Linked DNA regions of Mus musculus: regions 2 and 3 are each linked to region 1. The links are chromatin contacts, found by Hi-C or POLR2A ChIA-PET in ENCODE. All regions are on one chromosome and are shown on one strand. Each heading gives the region's core, a stretch centred on a gene start or an enhancer-like site at or near the end of the contact. The rest is flanking DNA. Distances are from core to core; before and after follow the strand shown. Region 1 overlaps Hsf2bp (heat shock transcription factor 2 binding protein). Region 2 has its middle 4.9 kb from the start of Gm41566. Region 3 holds the start of 2310015A16Rik (a long non-coding RNA gene).

Region 1 (3,700 bases), core at 345-2,844:
ACAGTTCTTGGTTCTTTGAACTTAACAAGCACAGCCCAAACCTTGAGGTCTGTTGCCAGCTTATCTCACTCGATAACTTTAAAGTTATTCCTTCTACAGTCAAACAGAACATGCTAGACTCGACGCTAGACGCTTAACCACTGAGTTATGTACGCGCTGTTTTATGTCGCTCTGATTTTAGTGTTTTAGAATTTAATGTGTTTTAAGGTTTGGTGGTGGTAGTGGTCCTGCTGCTGCTGCTGCACCTAGGGTTCCAGGCATGCTCTGCAAGTCTGCTCCTGAGCCGCTTCCCTAGCCCTGCCCTGAAGTTTAGAAAGCTGAGAATATGTTTTATCATGAAGTGGGGGAACAGGAGCGTGTTGGCTGCCTGGGAAACTGATGCTTGTGCTCAGGACCCGACCTTCTGACCTCAGGCCAGGAAAGAATTTGAAGACTGGCTGCCTGTGCTCTTCTGTCAGTAGGGGATCTGCTTTGTGAGATGTATTCAGTTTTGCTCAGAAATCTCTAGTACTGTTAGAAAGCTCTGAAGCCAGGAGCTTGCTGCCTCTCAGAAATCAGTTTCTGCTTTATCACATAACCCCTGTCATGGAGCTTGATGTCTTTAAAGAGCACAGCCTTAGGCTTACTACATGGAGGTGGCAATCGAAGCTTTCTTACTGGTAAAACGATCTAATGTGTTGAATTCACTTCTCGGATCTGTACAGTGGGAGTCCACCTCAGGCTCTTAGACCTAATACAGTAGGTGTCAGCTCTAGTCTTTATTTCTGATCTAAGGATCTTGTACTTCAAGGGAAGCTTGTTTCCCTTTTTCTTTGCTTGACCTAAGCAGTTGCTTCTGAGTTTTCAAACCCTGTGCTTCCGAGACCAGAACCAGTGGTTGCTGTGCCTATCTCTGGTAAGCTCATCTCATTCCTTCTAAACTTTGCTAGACTTCATTTTCTTTCATTTGTTCATCTACATGGCTGCCTTTTTCCCAGGCTGGGTCCAGATTCTTCACATTCCTCTTCAGCCGCAGAACTGGCACAGAACTCTAGCAAATAGCTGATGAGGACAATGTGTATTGGGGTGGTGACCACATGTTATGCAACCGCTAATGCAGACTAGTGTTAGAATCCCACTGTGGCCGTGGTGCTGCATTCCCTGGATAGACTACGGATGTGCGCGTGGCATTCACACCCATCTTACAACTACTTGGCTTCTCGAGTGATCTGAAGAATGCAAGCTTTACTACCTGTGTCTTCAGCTCAGACTTCCTCCAGAGCTCTAGACTCAGAGCCAGCTCTGTTTGATGAATCCACAGGCACACTGAATAGACGTTCCCATCCAATGTTTACACCAGACTCCCAGTCTTTTCCACACCAGCCCTAACCACAGTCTGCCTAGTCTCAGTGAATCAAAACTTTCCTTCCCAACTTATCAGCCTGTTTAGGCCCCCTCCCCCAGCAACTCTTGATTTCTTTTTATCGGTCACACCAAGATCTAGTCTGTTTGGAGGACTGCTGACTGAGCTTTCAAACATACCTAGCATAGCAGCCGCCCTGTCCTCCCTGTTCTGAGCCACCGTCATCTCATCCCTGCAGGTCCTGTGGCCAGCTTTCAGGACTTGAGTTGGGAGCCAGGAGTAGGAGGGAACAGAGCACTGGCCAGCTTTCTTCCTTGAACCAAGAGCTGAGAGAGAAAAATTTTGTTAAAAATGCTTCTTTGAACTAAAATTGTACTTAAAGAATAAAGCTCAAACAGGACAGAGACTAGCTGAGAGCTGCTTGTTTTGCAGTCTGGTTTTGCTTTCAGCTCGTGATCTGCCTCAGTTTACTGTGTGCTGGGGTTAGAGCTGTGTCAGTTTAACGGAACTTCTTTATCACGCCTGACCTTCAGAATCTGCCGCCCAACGCTTAGAGGACAGGGGATACAGCCTAAGTTTGAATGTCAGTACTAACCTAATAAAGAACTCCTGAAAGTACTTAGTGGAGATGTCCCCTACCTCTGATCATCAGGAAAATGTATTTCTGTGACCTGTGAGTGGAATGAGGAAAAGTCTCCTTGAAAAATGAATAGCCAAGCTGACTCTCCCTGGCTGAGCCCGGTGCTGTTACTCTGTATGTCACCTTGACTGTGCCACTATGTCCACACAGTTGTTAGACATTCTCACACACTTGGGAGGATGTTTGGAGATGACATTAACTTTGCGGTTAGTAGACGGACTGGTGCAGTGAGCTCTGCCCAGTCAGATGGAGGCCTGAGCAGGTCACAAAGACTGGCTGCTTGCGCTGCATTATGGCCCTTTCCTGCCTCACTAGAAATGCTTGTGCTAGGCTGCGAGTCTGACGGCTTCTGACCCGGAGCGGTGTGTTGTTTCTCCTGGGTCTCCATTTGCTGACTGTGATTTGGTGCTGAGCAGTCTTCATTACCGTTCTTTAGAGTTAATTTTGCTAACTTTCGCTGTTCGTTTGCTAATCCAGCCACTCATCCATCCTCACATCTTCTTGGCTGCTTTTCTCTGGAGAACAATTGAGAAAAAAAAGTTTCAGAAGAACTTCTTACTTCAGTTAAGTCCTTAATGAATTCTTAAAATATCCGTCCAGGATTAAAAAAAATTGTTTATTTGAGATGATAATAAAATTACATAATTTCCTCCCTCCCTTTCTTTCATCTTAATCCTTTCCATTTATCCCTCCCGTTCTCTTTCAAATTCAAGGCCTCTTTAAAAAAATTAGTAGTTGTTATGTACATTTATGTGTATATATATTCCTAAACACATAAGCACAACCTGCTCAGGCTGTGCAATGTTAGCTCGTTCTTAGGACTGGCGGCTTGGCTTTGACCAGTGGGTCCAGTCTCCTGGGGAAGACTGCTTTCTCTAACCGTATCAGTCCTTCCTTGCTGGTAGGGAGTTGCTTTGTGGTGTTGAAGCCTCTTCGGTTTCCCCTATCCACTTGGCATTTCTATCATATCTGTTGTTCCTTGTTCAGCTCATATTTAAGCAGTCATGTTGGTGAGACTTTATGGGTGTAGCTTCTGGCACTCCTATGAGACATAATCTTGTACCAAACTTTCCAATCTTCTTGCTCTTACAATCTCCAATATCCTCTTCTGACTTCTGCATGCACTACACACATGTGGTGTACACACACACTTACATGCATACACACATGCACATATAAAATAAAAATAAACACTTATTTAAAAAGTAAACCACCCATTAACCCATGAAGCAGGTGAATAAAAGGTAAAAGCCTTAAAAGAAATATCATGGGATGGTAGTTGTCCCTCAGAACAATAGTGTGATTTCTTATCAGGAGAAAAGCTAACTGCCAGCTTTGATCTCTATACTCTCTTTCCCTCTTGTGTTAGTTACCTTTCTTGTTATCACAGAATGCCTGATATAAATGACCTAAAGTGAAGGAAGACTTTTCAAGCTCATAGTTTAGACTTTTTAGTTCTTCCTGACAGGGAGGGGTAGCATACTAGCTCCCATAATACCAGACAGGAAGCAGGGAGAAGAAGGGACCAGGGTTTGGACATGTCTGTCAAAGACATGCTCACAGTGATCAACTTGTTCCAGCTAGGCCCTAATTCTTAAAATTCTTGTTGCTCCTCTACCCGTCCTACAAAAGCCACCGTCTGGGAACACATAAGCTTGCAAGGGATTCAGATCGTAGCACCTACCAAATATCTTTCAAGAACATTTTAGATAAAACAA
Region 2 (3,700 bases), core at 654-3,153, 89 kb after region 1:
TGTAATGGTGGTGACGATGGTGATGATGGTAGTGATGGGGATGATGATGGTGGTGGTGGGAATGGGAATAATGATGCTGATGGTGATTGTAGTGCTAGCTATGGTGGGTGATAGTGATCATGTCATGGTGATAGAGATGATGGTAGGGATGATTCCCTCACAGATGGTGTGGTTTTCCATTAGGAGCAAATCATCTTTGGTTGATTTAAATGGGTGGCTCCTTGTGAGGGTCCAGGATCACTGCTGTAGATGTTGTCATTGTCCTCCTGCAGGCCAGTGTAGTTGCCCTTGGGGACAATCACCTGGTTCCATGTTTTACTGATTGCTTATTTGCTTTGTTTGGTTGGTTGGTTTAGTTTTTCTGAGACAGGGTCTCTCCGTGTAGCTCTGGCTATCATGGAGCTCACTCTGTAGACCACGTTGGCCTTAAACTCACAAAGATCCCCCTATCTCTGCCTTCCAAGGGCTTGGATTGAAGGTCTGCACTACCACACTTGGCTGACTGTTTACTTGTTTTAAAGTTGTGTGTGTGTGTGTGTCTGCCAAAAGAGGGCATCCCTTGGAGCTAGAGTTATAGGTGTTTGCTATCTCTCATATATATGTTCCTTCCTTCCTTCCTTCCTTCCTTCCTTCCTTCCTTCCTTTCTTCCTTCTCTCTTCCTTCCTTTTCTTTCTTTCTTTCTTTCTTTCTTTCTTTCTTTCTTTCTTTCTTTCTTTCTTTCTTTCTTCCTTCCTTCCTTCCTTCCTTCCTTCCTTTCTTTCTTTCTTTTTTGTTTTTTTACATTCTGTCTCTAGTTTCCCCCCTCCGCCCAGTCCCCCCCCCCCAGTCTCTCTCCTGCTCCCAACAATGCACTCCTCCTCCCTCTCTGGAAAAGGGTAGGCCTCCCTTGGATATTGATCAACCCTGGCATATCAAGTGCCTAGTCTTAACTGAAACTTAGGTTTTGTTTCTTTGTATTTTAATGGCCGACATAGGATTCCGTTCTGCCTACTGCAAGAGGTGTCCCTGCTGCTGGAGAGCAACAGAAGAAGTCACAGAGGCTAGTTTTTACCAGGGTGGGGGTAGGGTGGCTTCTAGGGTTACATGCCACTCCTGTGTCCCCTGTCACTAAGAAATTTTCAAATGGCTGGTTGGGAGGACATCAAAGCATAACCTGAGGGCAGGGCCTCGGTGGGTTCTCAGCTGGCCCTTCACCAGCAACAGGCCAGGCCTGTCTACAAGGGACAACAAGCAGGTTCATTTCACTGAGTCCAAGAGGACCATAAACCTTGCTGGGGAGGAGCATGCCTGTGGCATCCTTCCCTCCAGTGGTCCAGGAGGAAGTGTGGCCGATGTCCTGAGATGCCCCTGAGTTTCTTCCTCTCGATACTTAGAAAAGCACCAGCTCCCCACTGACTTGGCTCATGGGGGACCTGACTGCTTGTTTCCTATAAAGTCCATTCTTTTCAATGCTGTCTGAGAGAAGCCAGTGAAATGAATTATGAGAGAAATGGATTTAGGGATGTGTGCATGTTGTGTTTGTGTTTCTGTCTGTCTGTCTGTCTAGAAAAATGAGTTACTAAGAAAGACGAGGCTTGAGCGTGCAATGGAGGCCGTTACCCCAGTTATCAAGGGGAGCAGCTCATCACTGTTCACTCACGCTGTAGGCACCTCTGACTCCCGACATGTCTGCAGGACATAGTGTCACCACCATGGACAGGTCACAGCCTTTGCCACCTAGGGCAGGAGCTCTGGTGGGCAGATGTAGTGGATGCCTCACCTCAACCATAGATCTCCTGGCCTTAGCCAGCTGGCAGTCCCCTGTGGTGGCATCCACTAAGAATGCCAGCGCCACAGCATGATGGGAGGGCTGGCCGGGGAGCCTTAGTCATCAGCGCGCTAGTGAATCATGTTCTGGCACCTCCAGGCTAAGTGGTGATCTGTCAAGGCAGCTGGAGACAGGCCCCAGCTGGCAGGCTGCCCCAGGCACAGCCTGGAGTCAGGGAGGCGAGGAGGCCCCAGGGGTGCCTCCGGATAAGGCCAAGAGATGGTCAGGTTTCAGGGTCGTCCTGAGAGCCCAGAGCGCTGTTGTTAATCCAGACTCTGATGAGAGAAAGCGTCCCACATCTGCAGGGCACACAGGACAGGACTCCGAAAGCTGCCCACACCCCACAGAGCTGTTTAAAGGGGAAAAAGTCCTTGTCCTTGGCCTGATGTTGAGTCTCCTCTTCTAACCCCCCCTCCTCCTCCCTCTCCTCCTCCCTCCTCCATCTCCTCTTCCTTTCTCCTCCTCCTTCTCCTCCTCCTCTTTCTTCTCTTCCTTCCTCTCCTCTTCCCTCTCCTCCTCTCTCTTCCCCCTCCTCCCTCTCTTCCTCCCTCTCCTCCTCCCTCCTCCATCTCCTCTTCCTTCCTCCTCCTCCTTCTCCTCCTCCTCTTTCTTCTCTTCCTTCCTCTCCTCTTCTCTCTCCTCCTCACTCTCCTTCTCCCTCTCCTTCTCCCCCCCCTCCCCCCCCACTCTTCCTATTTTCTTTTTGTTTCATTGGAAAATGAAAGACTATATTTTCTTAGAGCAGTTTTAGTTTTACAGAAAAATTGACAAAAGTACAAAAAAGACTCACATGACCCCTCCAGCTCCCTCCCCATGGGGACTCCCTATGATGCTGTCTTGTATTGGAAGGGGACACAGGCACATGGATGAGTTGGATATTCTAGGCATTTAGAGAAATGTAGAGCTGTGAGTGTCCCAGGTGACAGTGTCTGCAGAGTCCCCGCTCCTCCTGGCTCAGCTTTCTTCCTCTCTCCACTCATGTCTCCTCACCACCCACCCCTGCCCTGCATCCCAGACAACCACTGACAGTTTACTGTCTGCCTGATCTGCCTTTTCCAGATGGCCTGTGGTTACAATCTCATAGTGTACAGCCTGCCTGGCTCTTTTCAAATGACAGTGTGCGGAATCCTAAAGACATTCGGGGTGTGTCAGCATCTCTGCTTCTCTGGAGTTTTATTCTCTAGAGCGGGAGTGTATACAGCCAGTCTTGTTTTCTCTTTGGCTTCCTTGACTCCATCTGAGAGCCCAAGGCTGGGCCACTGTGACTCCTGAGACTGCAAGGAGACAAAGGAGACTGCCTCAGAAAGCTGTTTAGATAGGCAAGGAAAGGGAGCAAGGCTCCAGCCCTCAGCTCCTCCAGGCTCTCAGTTCCTCTATCTAGGCTGTGTTGTGTTAGTGAGCTCACAAATGTGTGCAATGCACATGTGCCAACTGAGTGTGTTGTTAGGAGTGTTTCAAATGTGAGTAAGGATGTGTCTTAGGTGCACATATACATCCGTGCACACATATGGGTGCGCGCGCGCGCGCACACACACACACACACACACACACACACACACACACACACACAGAGTCCATGTGTTTGTGGTGGGATAGAGGTTTCCCAGGTGCTGGGAGGGCAAGCTCCATCACCTTGCTGCCATGTGGTTGAAAAGTGAACTCTCCAGAAGAGTTCCATGGTGCAGGTGGTAGTAGGGGTCACAACAGATAGAGTTATGCCCCCTCGCCCCCTCGCCCCCTCGCCCCCCTCACCAGGGTGTGGTTATTTGGCTTGGGCTGTTGTTTCCTGGACACGGGGGGGGGGGGGGAGGAGGACATGCTTGTGTTGGGCTAGGGTACTGACCCCCACAGTAGAATCACTAAATGCCTGACAAGGTTTCTGTGGTGGACAA
Region 3 (3,700 bases), core at 552-3,051, 70 kb after region 1:
GGGGTTGTATGGCAGGGGGTTGGGGCAGGGTGCCGCTGGTCCTTGGACAGTATTGGAGGTGGCAGGGGAGTTGGGTACAGGGTAGTTGCTATATGCTTGTCTATGATTGTGTAAGGTAATTTCATAATAAAAGTTCACAGGGATAAAGTTAAAAGATAAAGGGATCGCTGACTAGCTATTTGAGGGATGTCTAGGTGAAGGCAACTCCACCCAGATGTTACACTGTTACAGGAATGGAGAGAAGGCTCAGCCAGTCACACACTTGACTGTGCAGGCACCAGGACCTGAGTTTGGATCCCAGCACCCACGATAAAAGCCACGCACGTCTGTTACCCAGTGCTGTGGGGTGGAGCGGACACAGAGATTGCTGAGGTTGTCTGGCCTAGTTCCGGGTTCTGTGAGAGAGCCTGTCTCAAAGGAACAAGGCAGAGAGTGACAGAGTAGAATGCCCAAGGGCTTCCTCTGGTCTCTTCAAACACATAGGCTGGAACACATAAGTGTGTGCACGAACCACACACATGTAACCCCCCCCCCCCAAGAAAGAAGGTTAAAAATCAATTCCTGAAGACAAAGTGAGAGCAGGTGTGCCTGGGTCCTCAGCTCCTCTGACGCTTGGCCCAGGCATCCCTCAGAAAGGTTCCCAGTTCTGTCAGGCAGCATGCCCTGGAAATCCAGCCGGATGGAGGCACAGTGATGGGGACCGTGCAGATCTCCTGAGCAAGATCTGAGGCTGGCTTGAGTCCAACCTCTGCCTGTGATTGGTTGGGCCAGCAGCAGCCAGGCCTGCTTTTGTTATAGAGCCACTAGGCTTAGTTGGCCACACCAGGCTGCAAAGTCTGACCTAGGCACCCCTCCGGAGGCCTCCTTAGGTCAAATTTAATTTGAACCAATCTAGTCCAGAGGCAGATCACCACCAATCTATCTGTCTGGGGAGATGATATTTTAAATTTGGATCATTAAGGACTTCTGTAACTTCGGGAGAATGTCAACACACATCACTTGAGCCCCAGGGATACCTCAAGCCAGGCAGCCAGGCAGGAAGGCTTAAAAATACGCGTGGGAATGAGCAAGGGGCAGCAAACACCGGAGCTTCAGAACCCGTGTGAGGTGACGCAGCTCAGCTTCCTGGGCTAATTACATCTGTGGGTGTTTCTGCCGGTCCAGGCTGTTCCAGATGCTGGAAGAGTTCAGAAGAGCTGCTCGCCGGCAGTGATCACGGTAGAAAGGATTTAGTGAAAATCAAGGCAATCACCAGCCCAGGCAGCTGTGTGTCCCTTAGTTCTGTATAAGGCGTCACCCAAGCGACAGAAAGATAAAGGGACGTGCCAAACAGCCCCACTGCACGTTGCCCAACATATTACCCATCCATTAATCTTGTCTCCTCTGGGCCCCATGGCACGAGGTAGGGATCTTGTCTCTCTCTATTGAAGGGAGAGCAGGCTGCAGTCAAGATGAGGAATCTTCCTTGTGGACAGGATGCTGTCGGGGCTTCTCTCAGGTCTTTGCTACTCTGCGGGGTTGGGGACAATGACATCTCTACTATAGCGAAGGGTGTAGCCGAGCCCGGTACTGACCCTCTGTCAGCTTACCAGCACAGTGCTCACAGATGTAGTCCTGAAAGGCCCAGCCCACAGAGGGAGGGTTGGGCCATGGCGCTGAGGCTCCAGGGCAGAGATGCCAGCTGCGGGCAATGGCGTCAGACAGCTCTGCCTGCACAAACAGAGACCCACCGGGGTTCCGAGACGGAATGTTCCCGCCGCGGCCAGGATGCTGGGTGCGGCTGCCCTGCTCAGCTGCTTTTTTTGTTTATTTATTTGTTTAAGTTTTTCTTCTTTGAGTACAGACTTGACACGGAGGGAAGGGTGTTCTCAGGCTGCCAGCCACGGCCTAGGTAAACGCTTCAGAGCCTACCTGCCCTTCTGCCTGAATTTGTTTTGGAGAATCACTCGCTTGTCGTGTGTGTGTGTGTGTGTGTGTGTGTGTGTGTGTGTGTGTGTGTGTGTAAGCAAGCGTGCATGCACGCACACGAGCTCAGCATGTAGTAGCCAGAGGCTGATGCCGAGGGTGTCGTCTTCCTTGATGGCTTTTCCACATTGTTTTGCACAGGGTCTGCAGCTAGACCTTCAGCCTGCTGCTCTGGCAGCCAGGCCCGGTTCTGTAAATGTTGGGGATCCGAACTCAGGGCCGCATACTTGTGCGGCAATTGTCTGACTCACGGAGCGGTCTCCTCAGCCCTCGGTTCTGTTAAGTGACTTTACTGGCTACAGCTAATCCCTGTTCCTGCCCGGGCCCCTGGCAACCACCAATGTTGTTTCCTTAGACTGGCCTGCTCTGATATTCAGGGACAGTGGCCTCCACGCATGGTTCCTCCCATGGAGTGGTATATCCTGGGGACTTGACGGACCTGTACAGGAGGCGTTGCTTCATTCCTGTGTGACTGGTATCACCACTGTTTGAATGAACCAATGGTGTTTCTCCATTCAGCAGGCAATGCTCACTTGGATGCTCCTGCTTTCTGGTCATTGTGAATGAAGCTGTTGCATCTTTCCTTTGCTTCCTTCCTTCCTTCCTTCCTTCCTTCCTTCCTTTGCTTGCTTCCTTTCTTTTTATTTATTTATTTATTTTTTGATCTTTGGTTTTTAAGACAGGGTCTCTGTGTAACAGTTCTGGCTGTCCTGAGATTTACTGACTAGACCAGGCTGGCCTCCAACTCACATGGATCTGCCTGACTCTGCCTCCTGTGTGCTGGGACTAAAGGCGTGGCCGCCACGCCCAACTCTAGGCCATTTTTGAGCTTCTCTTTAAGCAGGCATGCTTTCCTTCCTCTTAGGTAGATGCTGGGAACGGATGACTTTAAGTGAAAGTATATTTCGGGAGGTACACCAGGTGTGCCCAGGGTACAAGATTTAAAAGGGCCAGGTGTGGTGGCGCACACTTTTAATCCGAGCACTTGGGAGGCAGAGGCAGGCGGATCTCTGTGAGTTTCAGACCAACCTGGGCTACAGAGTGAGTTCCAGACCTGAAAAGCAAGATAGTGTCTAAAATAAACAAATAAACAAACAAACAAATAAATAAATACAACAGCAATAACAATCCCCACTCCCTCCACACACACAACAAGGCAAAAACTATCTATTAGCAAAAAGGCACTGAGCCTCATAAAAGATGCCTGAATTTGGGTTATAGAAAGTAGAGTTAGGTCAGAATTAGAGTCTTTGGAATTAACCCCACGAAGCTCATGGAAATTGAAAAGGAGAGTTCAGGCAGAGTGAGTCAGGCTGGAATCTGCTCAGCCCCAGGGAAGGTGGAGGAGAGACCCTGGAGGGACGGGGGAGGTAGAGTCAGTCACTGACCCAGGGCTGTCTGCTCTGTTTCAGAGTCTCGCTTGCTTAGTGATGGTGCCAGTGTCTGCAAGCATTAGCAGTGTTGTGGCTGTGTGAACATCATCACAGCATGCACTGTGGTTTCAGGCCACTGGGGACACAGACACAATTGTAAACACAGCTCATTTTAAGCACAATATGAACGTTACCACATGGCTCAAGCATTAACTCACACCAATGACAGTTTCAGCTCATCACGGGCAAATCTCACCCTGTTATATCCCCTCGAGTCTTTGGGAATTTTCTTGGGAATGCCCCCTCCACACACACAAACACACACTTTGAGACAAGAGCTTCCCATGTAGCCCAGGCTAGCC

The links. Hi-C counts contacts between places; a loop is a spot of excess contacts on that map. ChIA-PET counts read pairs that join two places held with the same protein, here RNA polymerase II (POLR2A).
Region 2: POLR2A ChIA-PET joins it to region 1 with 34 read pairs in Patski. The contact joins two enhancer-like sites. A Hi-C loop is called at or near these places in 1 of 37 maps with a recorded cell type or tissue (T-helper 2 cell). POLR2A ChIA-PET finds 5 or more read pairs at or near these places in 1 of 5 experiments (Patski).
Region 3: POLR2A ChIA-PET joins it to region 1 with 10 read pairs in Patski. The contact joins the promoter of 2310015A16Rik here to the enhancer-like site in region 1. POLR2A ChIA-PET finds 5 or more read pairs at or near these places in 3 of 5 experiments (Patski and embryonic stem cell).

Annotation. Positions count from the first base shown.
Region 1 is chr17:31,980,390-31,984,089 of GRCm38, reverse strand. All of the region lies in intron 7 of Hsf2bp (heat shock transcription factor 2 binding protein), which reads left to right. Among named protein-coding and RNA genes, the nearest start is that of Hsf2bp, 52 kb to the left of the region's middle. Within about 2 kb of position 1,594, at least 1 of the 3 ENCODE cell types and tissues checked has a DNase peak (open chromatin) inside an H3K27ac peak, as active enhancers do.
Region 2 is chr17:31,891,204-31,894,903 of GRCm38, reverse strand. No RefSeq gene overlaps it. Among named protein-coding and RNA genes, the nearest start is that of Gm41566, 4.9 kb to the left of the region's middle. Within about 2 kb of position 1,903, at least 2 of the 3 ENCODE cell types and tissues checked have a DNase peak (open chromatin) inside an H3K27ac peak, as active enhancers do.
Region 3 is chr17:31,910,545-31,914,244 of GRCm38, reverse strand. It overlaps 2310015A16Rik (a long non-coding RNA gene), which reads left to right and starts at 1,801. Exons shown (of 3, transcript XR_876746.3): 1 at 1,801-1,891. It overlaps Gm30571 (a long non-coding RNA gene), which reads right to left and starts at 1,780. Exons shown (of 2, transcript XR_385538.3): 1 at 1,590-1,780; 2 at 442-1,510.